4 separate regions of the Mus musculus genome follow, and all the other regions are linked to region 1. A link is a contact called in ENCODE Hi-C or POLR2A ChIA-PET data. All regions are on one chromosome and are shown on one strand. The core of a region is the stretch at or near the end of the contact, and the rest is flanking DNA. Distances in the headings are between cores, read along the strand shown. Region 1 holds the start of Snx15 (sorting nexin 15). Region 2 holds the start of Neat1 (nuclear paraspeckle assembly transcript 1 (non-protein coding)). Region 3 holds the start of Ehbp1l1 (EH domain binding protein 1-like 1). Region 4 has its middle 8.8 kb from the start of Malat1.

What was found. A loop is a pair of places that touch in the nucleus more often than their neighbours do. ChIA-PET counts read pairs that join two places held with the same protein, here RNA polymerase II (POLR2A).
Region 2: POLR2A ChIA-PET joins it to region 1 with 17 read pairs in embryonic stem cell. The contact joins the promoter of Neat1 here to the promoter of Snx15 in region 1. POLR2A ChIA-PET finds 5 or more read pairs at or near these places in 4 of 5 experiments (Patski and embryonic stem cell).
Region 3: a map of heart shows a loop between it and region 1 (5-fold over the local background). The contact joins the promoter of Ehbp1l1 here to the promoter of Snx15 in region 1. A Hi-C loop is called at or near these places in 1 of 37 maps with a recorded cell type or tissue (heart). POLR2A ChIA-PET finds 5 or more read pairs at or near these places in 1 of 5 experiments (embryonic stem cell).
Region 4: POLR2A ChIA-PET joins it to region 1 with 13 read pairs in embryonic stem cell. The contact joins the enhancer-like site here to the promoter of Snx15 in region 1. POLR2A ChIA-PET finds 5 or more read pairs at or near these places in 3 of 5 experiments (Patski and embryonic stem cell).

What each region holds. Positions count from the first base shown.
Region 1 is chr19:6,126,731-6,130,606 of GRCm38, reverse strand. Snx15 (sorting nexin 15) reads left to right here and starts at 2,347. Exons shown (of 8, transcript NM_026912.2): 1 at 2,347-2,558. The coding sequence starts at 2,460.
Region 2 is chr19:5,844,106-5,848,106 of GRCm38, reverse strand. Neat1 (nuclear paraspeckle assembly transcript 1 (non-protein coding)) reads left to right here and starts at 2,629. Exons shown (of 1, transcript NR_131212.1): 1 at 2,629-4,001.
Region 3 is chr19:5,724,988-5,728,828 of GRCm38, reverse strand. It overlaps Ehbp1l1 (EH domain binding protein 1-like 1), which reads left to right and starts at 2,512. Exons shown (of 19, transcript NM_053252.3): 1 at 2,512-2,912. The coding sequence starts at 2,809. It overlaps Fam89b (family with sequence similarity 89, member B), which reads left to right. Exons shown (of 2, transcript NM_181452.2): 2 at 1-742. The coding sequence ends at 239.
Region 4 is chr19:5,809,335-5,813,575 of GRCm38, reverse strand. No RefSeq gene overlaps it. Among named protein-coding and RNA genes, the nearest start is that of Malat1, 8.8 kb to the right of the region's middle. Within about 2 kb of position 1,272, at least 2 of the 3 ENCODE cell types and tissues checked have a DNase peak (open chromatin) inside an H3K27ac peak, as active enhancers do.

The sequences.
Region 1 (3,876 bases), core at 1,098-3,597:
TACAACAAACTTCCCTTTCCTAGGCTGGTTTTACTCCGTTAGCAGCTTTTCTCAGCAGATAGCCCATGGCTCTGGCATCTCGAACATCTTGGGGTCTCCAAAACAACTTCAGTGTTATAGCTTCTTGTTTCAGTGTCTGGGATCCACACATGATCTTCCGGGCTCCTCCAAAGGGCTGGCGTCACTTCTCCAGCTCTGCCCTCTGTAGCACTCTAAGCTCAGGTTGATCCACTCCACTGCCACTGCCATTCTTGGTGATCATCCCATGGAACTGGCATCTCCAACACGCTGGGGTCTTCTGCTGCAATCAGGCCTCAACCAATAGCCCCTCACAGGCTGTCTTCATGGTGCCAAGCCTCAACTCCTTTGCATGACTCCTTCAGTCCTGGGCCACCAAATACAACTGAGGCTGCACCTTCACCAATGGCCTTCCATGGCCTCTCACAGTGCCAAGCCTCAGCTGCTCTTCATTGACCTCTTCATGTCTTCAAAATCAGTACCACCTGGGTGACTCTTATACATTACCAAGTGCCTTGGCTATCTCTGGAACCCAGCTTCTTTATGCTCTCAGAAAACACTTCCTAGAAGACACCATGACCAAGGCAACCCTTATAAAGGACATCATTTAATTTGATCAGGCTTACAGGTTCAGAGGTTCAGCCCAGTATTATCAAGGAAGTAGCATGGCAGTATCCAGGCAGACATGGTACAGGAGAAGCTGAGAGATCTACATCTTCATCTGAAGGCAGCTGGTGGAAGACTGACTTCTAAGGCAGCTAGAATGAGGAGAGTCTCAAAGCCCACACCCACACACCTACTCCAACAGGGCCAAACCTTCCAATAGTACCACTCCCTGGGCTGAGCATATACAAACTATAACAAATGGTTTATTTTCTTGTTTGTTTGTTTGTTTGTTTTCGCCCTCAAAACAGAGATTCACCTGCCTCTGCCTCCTTAGTGCTGGGACTAAAAGTGTGATGTACCACCGCAGCCAACATCTCAGATTAAAAAAAAAAAAAGATCTATTTATTTATTATATGTAAGTACACTGTTGCTGTCTTCAGACACCCCAGAAAAGGGAGTCAGATCTCATTACAGATGGTTGTGAGCCACCATGTGGGTGCTGGGATTTGAACTCAGGACCTTTGGAAGAGCAGTCAGTGCTCTTAACTGCTGAGCCATCTCACCTCAGATTTTTTAATGGTTCTTTTTTTTAATGATTTATTTATTTATTATATTTACATATTTACATGTATTATATTTACAGCACACTGTAGCTGTCTTCAGACACCCCAGAAGAGGGCGTCATACCTCATTATGAATGGCTGTGAGCCACCATGTGGTTGCTGGGACTTGAACTCAGAACCTTTGGAAGAGCAGTCAGTGCTCACAACCGCTGAGCCATCTCTCCAACCCTTAATGGTTCTTTTATCCACTCTTTCCTATTTGAAGATGGGATTTCTGGTAGTGGTGGGATGTGCTGCAATCTATGTTTAGTGATAATCTTCCACACCAATTTGGCCTTGATCAATTGGTGTTGGGTTTTCGCTATCCCTGTGTTGTGCCAGCATGCCTCTTGATCTGATCTGTTACAGAAGATACTGTGTCAGGTACCACTTTCCATAGATGAAAAACTAGATGCATGCAGTTACAAGAGGGAAATGTAATGCTTACCAAGGATTTCAGCATTTGGGAGATGGAAATTGGAGGGTCAGAAATCCAAGGCCAGCCTCAACTACATAGAGAGTCTGAGGCCAAACTGGGCTACATGAGATCATCTCAACGTCCAACCTCCCCAAATTTGAAGCAGTTAAGGGGAATTCAAATACGTGTAAGTGTTGTGATTTCAGAGCCTCTGTCACTATCCAGTTTTTTCAGCATCAGAAAATGTCAGTGTGTGTCGTTCCCCCCACCCCCCAATCCGCACAGGGAGGCAGGGAACTTGGCTCTGCTAGGCACATTTTGAACACAATAAAAGTTGCATGGGTTAGACCCTATGCCAAGCACCTGAAGTTCCAGATACTCAGGAGGCTTAGGTAGGAGAATATTTTAAGCCCAGAAGTTGGTCAACACAGCAGAGATCTTAGCTTAAAATAATTCATAAATAAGAGGCTGGATGAGTGTAAAGAAGATAAATAAAGAAACGTTTCGGAGGTCTGTAAGGAGGGTTTACGTTAGGGGGAAGTGGGTTCAATCACATGCCAGGATGCCAGCTGGTAAATCCTCTCCCAAACAACCAATCCTTAGTCTCTACCTAGAACTCCGCTTTACCAATGACCTAGAACTTGTCAGACACTCCCTTAGCCACGCCCCCAAGCCAAGAACGGTTGTGTCACTTGCGACTAGGTCCCTGGGCCTGAAGAAGGGCGCAGGCCGGATCCTGGCAGTGGCAGTAGGCTCAACACGCGGGGAGCGGGGGCGACGTGCAGGAGGAGGAGCCGGCGACCGGCTCCGCTGTCATGTCGCGCCAAGCGAAGGATGACTTCCTGCGACACTACACAGTCTCGGACCCTAGGACCCACCCCAAGGGTTACACAGAGTACAAAGTAACCGCTCAGGTGAGGTGGGACCCAGCGGGGGAGCATTACCCTTTTAAGCAGCTCCGGATCCGTGCTGTACCTTAAAGGCAAAGAGCTTCAAGGAGGTCGCGGTTTGGCCTACACAAATAGATTTCCCCTTTAAGAGGCGCCTGAGACAGAAGATTTAAGGCGCCTCACCTCCTGGGGCGGGGCTAAGGGTCATTTTTTAAAGTCTGTGGAGCTTGGCTCTGCGCTTGGCCCGGTACCCCCTCTCTGTTGTTGGTGATGTCTAGATGCGGTCTACGAATTTCTCAAAGCAAGAAAACTCCGGATTAACCTAAATATTCCTTCTCTAATCGCTTAGAGTAACTTTTGGTAATTTTCCCTGCTTGATCCGTAAAAGCCCCACCACCACCTTTTTATTTATCTATCTTTTCTTTTTTTGAGACAGCCCTGGCTTTTGCGAACTCACGATGTAAACTAGACTGGCCCGGAAGTCACCGAGACCCTCCTGCATCTGCCTCCCAAGTGCTATGATTAAAGGCGTGCACCACCAGGACCAACTATAAAAAAAGCTCTTTAAAAGTTTAAATGTATGTGTGTGTGTATATACACATATACACATATAATTTTATTATACTATTTATATATTATATATATATAATTTGTGTGGTTTTAAAAACTCACGCAAAAAAAAAAAAAGACTGGTCTTAACAGATAAGGAAGTCAATAAGCTGAAATTGGTGTTTGTAACAATAAAACTTAGAATGAGCTCGTAGAAACATCAGCATGAAAGAATGCTTTTAGAATTTTACCCAAGGTAACTATGGAGGTCTCCAATGGGAGAAACCGGGTTGCTGCGGAAAGACTGACTATATATTTTCTTGTACTTAAATTTTTTTCAACTTGGCAACTGTTTGATTAGTGGCTTGTCGACTGTTAAAAGGAAGCAAACACATACAAGTCGCTCCCAAAGCAATCTAAGTCAGAGTCTTAGATACGTCAAGAGTGTTCCGGGGGTTTACTTTTTCATGCCAAAAAATACAAATATAATAATTGTCTCTAGGAAGATGCCGGAGGGTAGAAAGGATGACAAGGCATTCAGAACCCTTATGTCTTCCTGTTAGCCTTTTAGATCTAGTCACATGCCTTACACATGCATAGAGTTGTTTTTTTTTTCCAGTGCTAGGGTTGAACTCATGGCCTCCCACATTTTAGAGAACTCTCTCTCTCTCTCTCATTCTCATTCTCTCTCTCTCTCATTCTCTCTCTCTCTCTCTCCATGTCTCTCTCTTGCCACAGCACCCTACAAGATGATCCTTTTTTTATTTTATAGATTTATTTACTTAATTTTTTT
Region 2 (4,001 bases), core at 1,380-3,879, 280 kb after region 1:
GCACCAGGAGAAGCACAAGGGAACCTAAAAACACTACAGCCTAGAAACTGGATCCATGGAGGATGGGGGCTGGAGTTCCAGAATATTCTCTTGTGGTAGCAATACTGGCATGGCCCTGCCTTTAGGGCACTTCGTCCCTTCTCTCTATTCCAAGAGATTTTGTAGGAAATTCTGAGTCTGCCTGGGTCTGGAAACAACAGGGCTGAGCTGACTTCCAAAGAAGATGAGGCCAGTGGGGGGCTGCCAGGTCCCTGAGAAAGAAATTGGAGCGTGCTCCCCCTTTAATCGGACATCACAAAGAGAACCCCATTTTGCTCTTTGCCCTCCATCCCAGAATCCCATAGCTGGGAAGGGGCATGCCTTAGAAACCAGGCAGGCTCCTCTGGCTGTCACCCCTCAGCCCCACCCACAGACCTGTTTACCACAATCTCCTGGAACAGCTTTTTTGATTGGGGGAGTTGCTGCTCTGCCCTAGTCCTTCAGTGGGATGGAGGTCCTCTGTGTGAAGGAAGAAACTCTGGGTATGTCCACCAGCGAAGGGTGGGCACAGCCTCGGCCCTAAGGCCTCCTCACCTCTCCCCTCAAATACATTGTTTCCAAAGAAAACTGTCCTTGAAGGCCAGGAGCCTCTGACACTGCCATCTTGCCCTTGAGAACTGGAGACAGTCCCTGGGCTGCTGCAGACTTGTGAGCACACAAATGCTTCATCTGTGCGTGACCAGGCGACCTAGCTTTACACAGCCCTAGGCTTGGTGTGTTACCAATTAACCCTGTTCCTACTAATTCAAAAAAAAAAAAGTCTCAAAAGCTGTTCCTGGGACTGAAGAATAATATGAAGGGAAATTGAAGGTGGTTGAACAATTGCCTAAGCACCTCAAAGTCAGAAAAGACTGACTCCACAGGCTAGGCCCGCCACAGGGAGCCCCTCCCTCCCTCCTGCTTTCATAGCCGCCTCCTGGCATTCTAGAACATTTTAACAAGCAACTCCCTGTTCTTGCAGGCAGTCACCGCCACCCACCACCGACACTTGGAACTGATGCCAGGCGGACATAGTGGTAATGTAATCCCAGCACTAAAAAGGTTGAGGCAGGAGGATGAGCCAAGAAGTACAGGCCAGTATGAGACAAAATGAGACCCTTTCTGGAATTAAAAAGAAAGAAAGATAAATAAAAGGCTGATTAGGTTAGCCCTTGGAGAAGGGTGAGGCGCAGGAATCTACGTGGCATAAGAACCGGTGAGCAAGCCAGCACTTGCCACATAATCACCCTCTGTGCTGGTCACATGAGAGAGAGAGTCACCAGTTTTCCGGGAACGGGAGGGTGCAGTCTAGGCCGGGCCTTGCTTGCAGATTCCATATGCTAGAGGCCGGAAAACAACCCCCTCCTTCCCTCCTCCGGGTTGCTAAGGGAGCCTGTTGTCACTGGGTGGTTTTGTTTGTAGAGTGGGTGTCGAGCCTGGGAGGAGACTTCCGGGCAGTTAATTCTGCCAGCTGCCTTTTTCATTCTGCGTGCTTGAACCAGCTTTTTTATTTTGGGGAGTATGGGGGGGGGGGGATGTGGAGGCAGGTGGCAGAAGAGCTGAGTAGATGCTTCATGGCGGGGTGGGGTGGGGGTGGGGGGTTGTCAGACTGTCCGAGCTCCTCACTGACATGGGCGGTGACAATTCCCCTTTTCAAAACCCTCACTAAGCCCTTGTTTGTGGACAACGTTTGCTTTTGGACCTGTGCTGGACCCCACCCCAAGTAGACAGCCAGCCTGGCTCCCCCAGTGGTCATTAAACCCACGCCTTGAACTCCACCATACACTGTCGCAGAGAAATGCAGCTTAAAAATATTTTTTCTCACTATACCACACCCAAAAGCAAAAATGTTTTCTAAAATCACTTAACTGTACTGGGCGCTCTTCAACCATAAACATTACATACACACATTCATTCTATATGCATGTGTACCATACAAAAGTCTTGCTTTATCATAGCTTGCAACCACCTTTCCCGCAATTTAATTAACCTTAGACGCAATTAAGCATTCCACCCAAGCTGCTGGGATAGTTCTTCCCCACCCCCACCCTGCTGCTGCCCGCACTGACGTCACCCTGCGAGCAGGCGGCGGCAACGCCCGAGAAGTCACGCGCCCGGTCCCGCCCCAACCCCCCCACCCCTACCGCCTGACGCGCCACCGCAGAGATCCCTCCGCCACCGAGTGGAATTTTCCAGGCTTTCTGCCGGCCCTACTTTCGGACCTCGTCGGGGCGTGGTGACCTGAGGCGACCCGTGTACTTTTCCTTCAGCGCTGACATTCGGTGTGACCCTCTTCCCCAACAGCTGACCCTACCCTTCAGCAGCAAAGGGGACTTACTTATCCCCGGTGGTGTTCACCGCCCAAATATCATCTTTGGATATGCCCTTCATCCTGTGACGCACCGCTAGGAGCAGAAAAGGATCATTGAGCAATCTGAGGGAGTGGCGGTTGACGGAGGCCATGACCCGCCCCTCGTGGGCTCCTTTGGCTCTGTGGCTAGGTCGGGGAGGAACTTTTTTTTAAGTGCCCGTGGAGGAATCGTTCCGTTTAGCAGTGTTTGGGTGACGCGACACAAGAGTATAAAAGCAAAAGTTGTAACCTCCACCTGTAGGAGTTAGTGACAAGGAGGGCTCGCTCTTGGGGCTAGTGGTGGGGAGGCAGTGGCCAGTTCAGGGCTCAGATGAGAGAGGTGGCAGAATTAGAGGCAGCCACTAGGATGGGGGTGCGAGGAGAAGCGGGGCTAAGTATAAAGGAGACTAGATTTTGGGACAGTGGACGTGTGGAAGGCAGCTTCCAAAGCGCCTTTAACAATCCACAAAGAACCAGCAGCTTTCAAGACCAGGCTATCCCTGCTGTCTGCTGGCACTTGACGTCCAGGAGGGCACAAGTTTCACAGGCCTACATGGGGGCAGTGTCCTAACTTGAGTGGCAGAGCAGCAGTTGATGGAGACGGGTGGACTGGGGGCCCTTGAAGGCCCCGGAAATCATAGAGGACAGGCAGTGGGGCAGGACTAGGTGCGTAGTGGAGGTCGCCTTTGATCTTGACAAAACCAGCAGACCCCTTTTTTTCCAGATAAGGGGTTGTGAACCCACCTGGGGATGAGGCCTGGTCTTATGGAAGGTGGACTTAGCTTCGCTGGGCGGACAGCTCTGGCCCAGGGTGGTATGTAATTTGGGTGTGGCCTGTCTGCACCCACTTCGGGGTGCGAGGGGAGGCCGGAGGAGGCTGCAGAGACAAGTTGTTTTTACTGTCAGGTCTGCCAGGCGGGGACCATGGAGATTGAAGGCGCAAGTCTTGGGGCCACATTAATCACAACTTTATTTTTCAGATAGCAGTGCCCTCTCTGGACTTTGCCTAGGTTCCGTGCTTCCTCTTCTGTGGTCTCACTCTTCCCTACTCTTGCCCCTCACTCTGAGGTTAAGGGGTCACTTAAAACCTTGCCCCTGGGTCGTCCGGTAAGCCTGTGGAGGATGTAGAGTCGGTGCTGGAGTCTTGGGCACGGCATTTTGGTAAAGGTGGAGGACACCCTGACTGGGCGGGGAGGGATGGTGTTGATTCACAGAGGGCGGGACGTGAGTGTGGACCCTGGGGTGGGCTCACAGCCATGTTTCCGGTCACCCAAATGCTTCATGGACGTGGTTTATCACTATAGTGTTCACCATGGCAAGCAGATGGCACCAGGAGATATGGAGCCCCTGCCAGTGTGAGTCGTAGCAGTGCAGGAGGGCTCACCCTGGAGGAGACAGCGGCCTCGGTTGACGCCTACACAGTGAATTCCAGAGGCTTAGGAAGCGCGTCCCTGCCCTGGGTCCAGGCCTTTCTCAGGAAGCCCTGTGCTCAGGAGGCCATCGTTGAAGTCAGCTTGTAGGGGGTGGGCAGGTGCTTCCAGCCGGAGGGGCCGTCGGCTGTGAATGTTCCAGATGAATGTCTTGTTCTGGGAGCATCATTCTTTGCGGATGCATGAATGGCAGCAGGCACCCT
Region 3 (3,841 bases), core at 1,263-3,762, 400 kb after region 1:
TGTGGGGCCTGTACGAGTCGATCCAGGACTACAAGCATCTGTGCCAAGACCTGAGCTTGTGCCAGGACCTGTCATCCTCTCTGCACTCGGACAGCTCCTACCCACCTGATGCCGGCCTGTCTGATGACGAGGAGCCTCCTGATGCCAGCCTGCCCCCAGACCCTCCACCCCTCACCGTACCCCAGACTCACAATGCCCGTGACCAGTGGTTGCAGGATGCTTTCCAAATCAGCCTTTGAAAGCTGAGGTGGATAGGAACGCACCCATACAAAAGGCTCAAAACTTGCCCTTCAGCAAGTCCTTAGTCTACAGTGCCTGCTCTTTTACCGGTACCACCTCACCTCACTTCAGGAGGGCAAGGCATTATACCCATCAGGCAAAGCGGTCAAGATTGCAGCCTGTGCCCAGTGTCCTGGGCTTCCACTTCTCCCACATGTGTGCACCCTAGCTTGGCCAGCCCTTAGTCTGACTGTGGGGCCCAAAGCGTCTTGCACTCCCGTTTGCATCTCTGGGACTGGGATGAGTGCCTAGCTCTCATCTCTTTTTCGTCTTTTGCTGCCTCTTGCAGCTGCTGGCTCAGCGGCATCCCTACCAGTGGCCCCAGGGGTTCATTGCCTGGGACAAGGGCTCCAGAACCCACCTCTGTAGCCACCCACGACCAGAAAGGCTAAGGTCTTTATGCTGGATATTTAAGTTTAGCGGCCAGTTCCTGGGCGGGAAAATAAATAATTTCAGCATTGTATTGTGATTGCCTGGTTAATTGGTACTGGGTTGGGGAATAGTTTTCTGGCAAGTGTAGTCTACGTTCTGCCGGCAGGTGGCGCCCAAGACCCCCTAGCGAAAGGCTTAATGGGCGTGAGATGCGAATCTTCCCTCTTGCGGGCAAGGTTGGAAGCTGGCCCTGCAGCAATATGAAAGCGGTCAAGTCTTTTCCCCTTGGGCTCTACGTTTTCGAACCCAGCATGCCCTTCCGCCTTGCTTTGAGCCTTTTGGGAAGGAAGGAGCCGCCCATCTTGAGGAGAGAAACTTTCCACCTCCCGTGCTGGGAGGAGTTGGCACAGGAAATGGGTGGGCCGGAGCTGCCTGACCCAGGGGCCCATCCCCATGAATAGGGAAAGGTCCAAGAAGAGTCTTAGAGTTGGTGCCCCGTGAGCTGTAGGGATTGCTGGGAAGGAGGGGTGTGGAGGCCGAAAGGAGTAAACAAGTTTCAGTTTGTAGACAAGCCTTGGAAGGGAGGGAGATGGCAGCCGGGCTCAGAGCATCGTTTCGCCTGGCTCAGGCCCCTGTGCTGCAGTCTCAGAGCACCCAGCCTACCCCGAGACAGCACGAAGGACCTGTAGGGTTGCACATAAACTGCTTCCGTAGAGAGGAAGCAGAGGACCACAGCGATATGATAGACAAAACTGGGTGTTCAGCCCACAGGAATAAGCCTGCACATTCTCAAAGTTGCACCCAAGCATCCTCATCCCCACCTCCTACCATAGTCACTTGCCTGCTGAAGATGCCGATAGGCTAACACGCCTGCAAGACCAGACATCCTAACCAAATTGAGGGTTACCAGGCAGGTGACACGTTGATGTGTTGCTCCAGGCCATCTCTCTAGCTGGGTATAAAACACCTTGCAAGGCTCATTACAGTGTGAATTGGATGTGTGAGCGATAAGGAGTCTAATCTAGGTGTTAACACAGCAGCTAACGCCCCAGGGACTTCCCAGGGGAGGAGCAAAAACCACCCATGTACATATTTTCTCTAGTTCTGATAACGGATTGCGCGTAATGAGACAAAATCAGCCCAGCCCTAAGCCAACCGCTTTCCCCATCTTCAGACTTCAATGACATACATAAAAGATAGAACTGTAATTGGCCCCATTTAACAGACTTCAAAACTGAGGCGCAGAGTGTGTGCTTTGTTCAGGGTGGCACTCTTTAGTAAAAACTAGTGAGTTTGAGGCCAGCCTGATCTACAAAGTGAGTTCCAGGACAGAAAAACCCTGTCTCGGGGGGGGGGGGGGCACCAGACAGACAGACAGACAGAACCTTTCACTGCTTGTGAGATGTGAGGATTGTTTTCCCTTGTGCCATATGAGGAGTCAGGTTTGGAGACTCTAGGTATATCTCACCAAGGCTGGCTCTGGGGCTCTGCATGGGTGCTAACAAGAATCTCCCACCCCAGAGTTAAGAACCGTTAACTCTGGCTCAGTGGACGGTTCTTTTCCTTTCTAGGTCTCTACTTTACAAGCTTGGGAAATGGGGTACCAACCAGTACCAAGGTTGCAGATATAAGGGAGACAGCAGAGGCAGCTCTTTTGGAGGGTGGCACCAAGTTGAGGGCTGCCACCTCTTGGAGCTCACACGTCACCCTAACCCCATTTGACTCGCGGGCGCCCATCAAACCGGCTTTGCGATCGGTACTCATTCCTTCCACCCCCGAACCGGGTACCCGGGTGTCCAAGTCCGGACGCTAGATCCCGGAAGCAGGGTCGCCCCGCCCCGCGCTGCAGCCCCGCCCGCCTTCGGACGCGGGGCGAGGGGGGGGGGTGCGGCTCCAGGAAACGGCGCGCTCGCTACTCTTGAGCTGAGACCAGCTCGACGCGCCGCGACGGCCCCGCAGACTCAGCCAGCCCACCAGGCGGACCCCGGGCAAACTCAGCCTAGGTCTAAACCTCAGACATATCTACACGGACGGGGCGGACAGATCCGGTGACAAAGAAAAGAGCTCCAGAGACCATGGGGACCCTGGCTGAGCCAGCAGTGGTGGGCAAGAGGGAGTCCCAAGCCTGAGAAGAGATCCGGCAGAGTTCCTCAGGCCATGACTTCAGTGTGGAAGCGCCTGCAGCGGGTTGGCAAGCGGGCCGCCAAGTTCCAGTTTGTGGCGTGTTACCATGAACTGGTGTTGGAGTGCACCAAGAAGTGGTGAGTAGAAGCGGGGCCTGAGGGAGTCCCCTAAGACTGATGTGGGACTCAACTTAGTTTGACTCGTTTGAACCTGGAAAAAAAATCCTCTCAAGTCTAAAGGCTAAAGGGGTTCCCATCCTAGGTATTCCAGACACTGAAGTGCCTGGCAGGTTGGGGGGACTCCTGTTGTGGAGAACCTTGTGGGGGTCAAGACTCGGTGGCTTTGGGAGAATCAGCCTGGGCCCACATTAAATCGGCTGTGGTCAGGACTCGGGGAGAAGCCCTCAAGCCAAGGACAGCGGTCTAGGGTAGCAGTGGAAAACGGAACAAGATTTTAGGGCTCCAGGGGGCTTTGGGTGGAAAAGACTTCATGGTTCCTAGTCCAGTTCAGGGTGAAAATGTGGCCTTCTCTTTTTCAGCCCCTCCCCCTTCAGCCAGAGTGGGCCCCAGAAGCTGGTGCTGTCTCCACAATGTCCTTAAAAGGGGAAACTGAGCTTGGATGGATAACAGGGAGGCGGGGAGAGGCTTAAAGGGGCCTGAAGTCCTAGGAGCTGGTGGGTTCAGGAGAGGGTCCGTGGAGGGAAAGAGAGTTGGGTGAGGGGACGACTTGCAAGAGAGGACAGGTCTTGTATTGGACTGTCAAGGGCCCCTGGGGGCATCTGGCTCACATGTCCCCACCGGGCAGCTGCCCAGGCCCCTGCGTCACACCCTAAATATATGTGCTCACCGGTGTCAGCTTCCCTTGGCTGGATTAGGGCACAGCTGTGGGGGCCTCACAGGCCAGGCAGGGCTAAATATAGACTCCCAAGGGGGAAGAGCTGGGGTAGGCCGGAACCATGGGGTCTAAGGAGGCGAAGGAGCAGAGGCTGGGGTCTTTGGGGGTAGCACCATTAATCATCAGCCTTGAACATGCTGAGTGTACCCGGAGGCCCTTTATACCGTAAAGG
Region 4 (4,241 bases), core at 23-2,522, 320 kb after region 1:
GGTGTTTAAATTAGGTTCATTGGCTGAAGACGTACCTTACTAATAGAGCCCTGTCTAGCAACCCTGGGTTATATTTCTAGCACATGAATTGGGGGCTGAGGGGAAGCAAGATCAAAATTTAAATCAGGAGACTGGCTTTTTACATAATGAGACCCTGTCTCAAAAATCAACCAGTCATGCCAGGCCTCTATAATCCTTTAATCCCAGCAGTTGGGACATAGAGGCAGGCAGATCTCTGAGTTCCAGACCACCCTACAACTACAGAGTGAGTTCCAGAACAGTCAGGGCTACACAGAGAAACCCTCTCTGAAAAACAAACACAAACAGACAAAAAAAAAAATCAGTTTGTTCAATCTACCAACCTACTAACTGAAGATCTTCATGTAATTTATTTTTCTTTGAGGCAGGGTTTCTCTGTGTAGCCCTGGCTGTCCTGAAACTTGCTCTGTAGACCAAGCTGGTCTTGAACTCAGAGATCCACCTGCCTCTGTTTCATGAGTATTGAGATTGAAAATGTGCCACACCATGTCTGACCTCCTGTTTGCGACAGAGGCCATGTTTAAACTCCTGCTCTTGGCAGTTAGCACTACAGATGTCCACTGTCACACGCAGCCTTAGTTCAGGATTATTGAATGTCAGAGCCAGAATGGACCTCTGAAGATATCTACAGAGGTATCTTTTTTTCCCAAGAAGAAAAAGGAGTCTGTGTTGGCTGTGGAGGCTGCTGATCATCCCAAGGGAACTTGGTATGGAGCCAGCAGGAGACTCCTAAGGGGCTCCCAGGTCCTGGGTCTCTGCACTTTGTTGACAAAATCAGTTATGCCCACTCTCCACCTCACAGGGCCATACTGCCTTAGTCTGACACCAGTGTTGTTCACTGAAGAGCAAGCCTATAGCTTATAAACTGGAAAACTTGGATTTGTAAGCTTGGCTCAGCTAGACCCTCAGCCTAAAAGGGTGAGAGTCTTGGAATGAATATCTCTTTTGGCAGCAAGGTGGCAAATCTCCTGAGGTAGGCAGTGAAAGCGAGGACTTTCCTCGACCACTGTGGAACAGGAAAAAAGTTAGCCTTCAAAGTCATGGCAGGCCATGACTAGCCAGCATCTTCTGGCTAGAAAAAGTACTTCAAGCACAAAGAAGGCAACTCCCGACTCCCAAGGGGGTCAGAGAGGAAAGCAGTGGCTACTGCAATGACCATGGCAGCCTATCTATATCTTCCTCAGCTCAGAACAACAGCTTCCAGCACATCCCAGCCCTGGACCAATTCTGTGTCAGCTCCGGGTGGTGAGAGTGGTGACAGCCAATGAAAGAGCCAGGAGCCTGTGTGATGCACCAAGCTGGAAATAACCAGACGGCAGGCACACGAGACTGTCTCCATGGTGATCTCCCTTAGGAGCCCTGTTTATGAACTCAGGAAAATTCCATCCAGCCACTAGCTTGAATTTTGTTCTTCCCTCTCATCCACCTCCTCCTGTTCCAAGACAGATATAAAGAAACTTGAAATGTTTAACCCTTTCTTGCGATGTGCCTGGCTCATCAGCTCTAGGGATCTAGGAGGGCTTGGGCATCTACTGGTGATCCATGGCTGCTTGCAACTCAACAGCTTCTACTGCTGTCATCAGCAGTGTGCCCCACTCTGCTTAGTGCTAGAAGAGGGTGGGTAGGCAGGTGGCAGGCAACAGTAGTGACAGCCACCACTTTCAGGAGCCCATCCCTCGAGCCAGGGTCTGTGCTAAGCAGATCACAGCTTCATAGGTGCGTCCCATTTCAGTGAGGGATAAACTGAGTCAGAGAGGTGGAGCTCTGAGGACAGAGCTCTCTAAGTATAGGATGGATGTAGAGGAACCAGCCTGGGGCCATGTGTGGGGGACTCCTGGGGACTGTGTGTGTGGACGTTCTGTGACAGCCAGGATGGGGGGGGGGGTCAAAGTACAAGTGAGGAAGATGGGGACATTTGGGCTGAGTAAGATCGAGCTGATACTCCTACTGGATTCAGGACATCCAAGTCCCCAGGCCTATCTGGGGCTCCGTACCCACCATTCAGCCTATCGAACTGGCCATACTGGGTGATGATATATCTCTGTCTGACTTCTTCAGGCCACAGTGCTGGCTTGCACGGGGCAGATCAGTGGGAGCTGTCTGGAACCTAAGGGAACCTTTGAGAGTCCCCAGCACCAGGTCAGGGCCACACCAAGGATGATTGTGTGGATGACACGGGAGCCTCGTGCAGAATGACCTCATCAAGCTGAGGCTGGACTCCAGGAAGACAGGGAGCATTTTTAACTGTTAAGCTAGCTCACAGGCAGTGATTAAACAAAACCAAGCACAGGTTAACTCAAGATGCCCTCGGTAGGCATGGCTCCACGGTCTGTCCACAGTCAGGGCAAGCAGGATGGATAGGTCCCTTCAGTGGCCAGCACTCTGACATCAGATCTGGACAGAGAAGCCCTAAGAGGGCACAAGCTGAGGGTGGGTTTGGCCCTGTCTGAAGGAAGGGGTAAGGAAGGAGGAGGAATTGAGGCAGAGTGACCTCTGTGACCCGGGCCTTCTGGCCTGGCTCTCTCTGTGGACACCTAGTCCTCAGCTGAAGGAAGGCTTGGAGTAGAATAGTCATGGATGTTTCCATCGACTTTTCCTTTCTCAGTGTTCAGTTCTCAGTCCTGCTGGGTCTAGAGTTCTCAGTGTAGGCTGAAAGGGCTCAGTGAGCTGGGGCTGGGGGTGGATGGGGACAGCTGCCTCCCTCTCCCTTCCTCCCACCAGCAGCTGCTTTTGGCTTTCCTGGAGCGTGAGGTGCTGGGCTGGAATGAGCCAGCCCCAGAAATCCTGATGGTGCTCATTCTTTGGGAATTCGTATGTCTATCTAGAAGCTTCTAGGGGGAAGAGTGACATCTGGGGGAAGGCACAGCTGCTTGGTCACAGTAGTCAGAAGTGGAGCCTGGAATGAGCTCTGGCCTCAGGGTAGTGCAGCTGAGTCTCCAAACAGAATCAATGGATGAGAGCTGCGGTCCCCTCAGCAGGCACAGACTTCCTTGTTATTTCTGTAGAGGATTTCCCGGCACAACTTCCTCCCCAAAGCAAGCAAGCAAGCATGCAAGCAAGCCAAGAAGTTACCTTTGACCCTTAGGGGAACTCAGAAGCCTAGTAAACAGACACAGCTCAGAAGTACGTGTGGTGCAGGGACTGTGTCACTGTGGGTGGAGCTGAGGGACGCCTGGAGGTGCTAGTCAAGGGTCCTTGGGAGAAGGAATGCTGACATGTGACATATGACAAGAATGGCTTTGCTATTTAAAGTTGGGTGCTGGGGGTGGGGGCCGGGCAGGGAACATTCCAGGCAGATGTGTCAGGTTGAGTCTGGGCTGGGCAGGGCCGGCATGAGGACGCAGGCAGCCTCCATATCTTCTTCCCTCTTGGTCCTATAACCTAGCGCTCTCCAGAGTCCAGGCTTTCATGTTTCCTGACGTTGGCTCCCAGTGCCTCCCCAAATCAAAGGTGGTCCTTCTGTCTAGGTAACAGTGTCCTTACTCTATGTGCAGGTACCTCGAGCCCTCGCTCCAGGCTGCACTGTTCAACCCAACTCCTGGACCCCCAAAACCTCACCAAACCAGTCCTGTAAACTGTGAGGCCTGGAGCCTCTGTGCTCTGCCCAGGGCACGCTCCACCCTGGCCCCTCACTGACTCCTGCTGAGTCCGGCTCATTTCCCTGGTTTGTATTGGGGACCCCGCCCATGTGGAGGTCAGATGACAACTTGTAGGAATCAGGTCTCTCCTTCCATGATGACGCAGAAGTGGAGACAACGAATGTACTTTGGGAAATTCCTTACCTGCTGGGCCAACTAGAGGGCCTTTAAAATGTGACTTTTGGGCGGCAGATATATCCTCTGTAAATGAGGGGCGTGGATTAGAATCAAAGAATTTCAGGACTGGGAGAAAAACTTGAATAATGCATTCCCCGGGCTCCTGCTGGCTTCCCCGTGGGGTCTGTTGTGAGCCTCATAGACCCACGGTGCCTCAAATCCAGAACAGCTGGGTCCTACCTCCATCCAGGAGGAGAGTCTGGCTCTCACTGGCCACGATCCCAGCCGCTTCCCTCCACAGACTTGCTTCTGTGGCATGGGATGCAGTTCTAGGAAGAAGGCAGAGAGAGGGTGTGTGTGTGTGTGTGTGTGTGTGTGTGTGTGTGTGTGTGTGTGTGTGTGTGTGTGTGTGTGTGTGTGTGTGTGTGTGTGTGTGTGTGTGTGTGT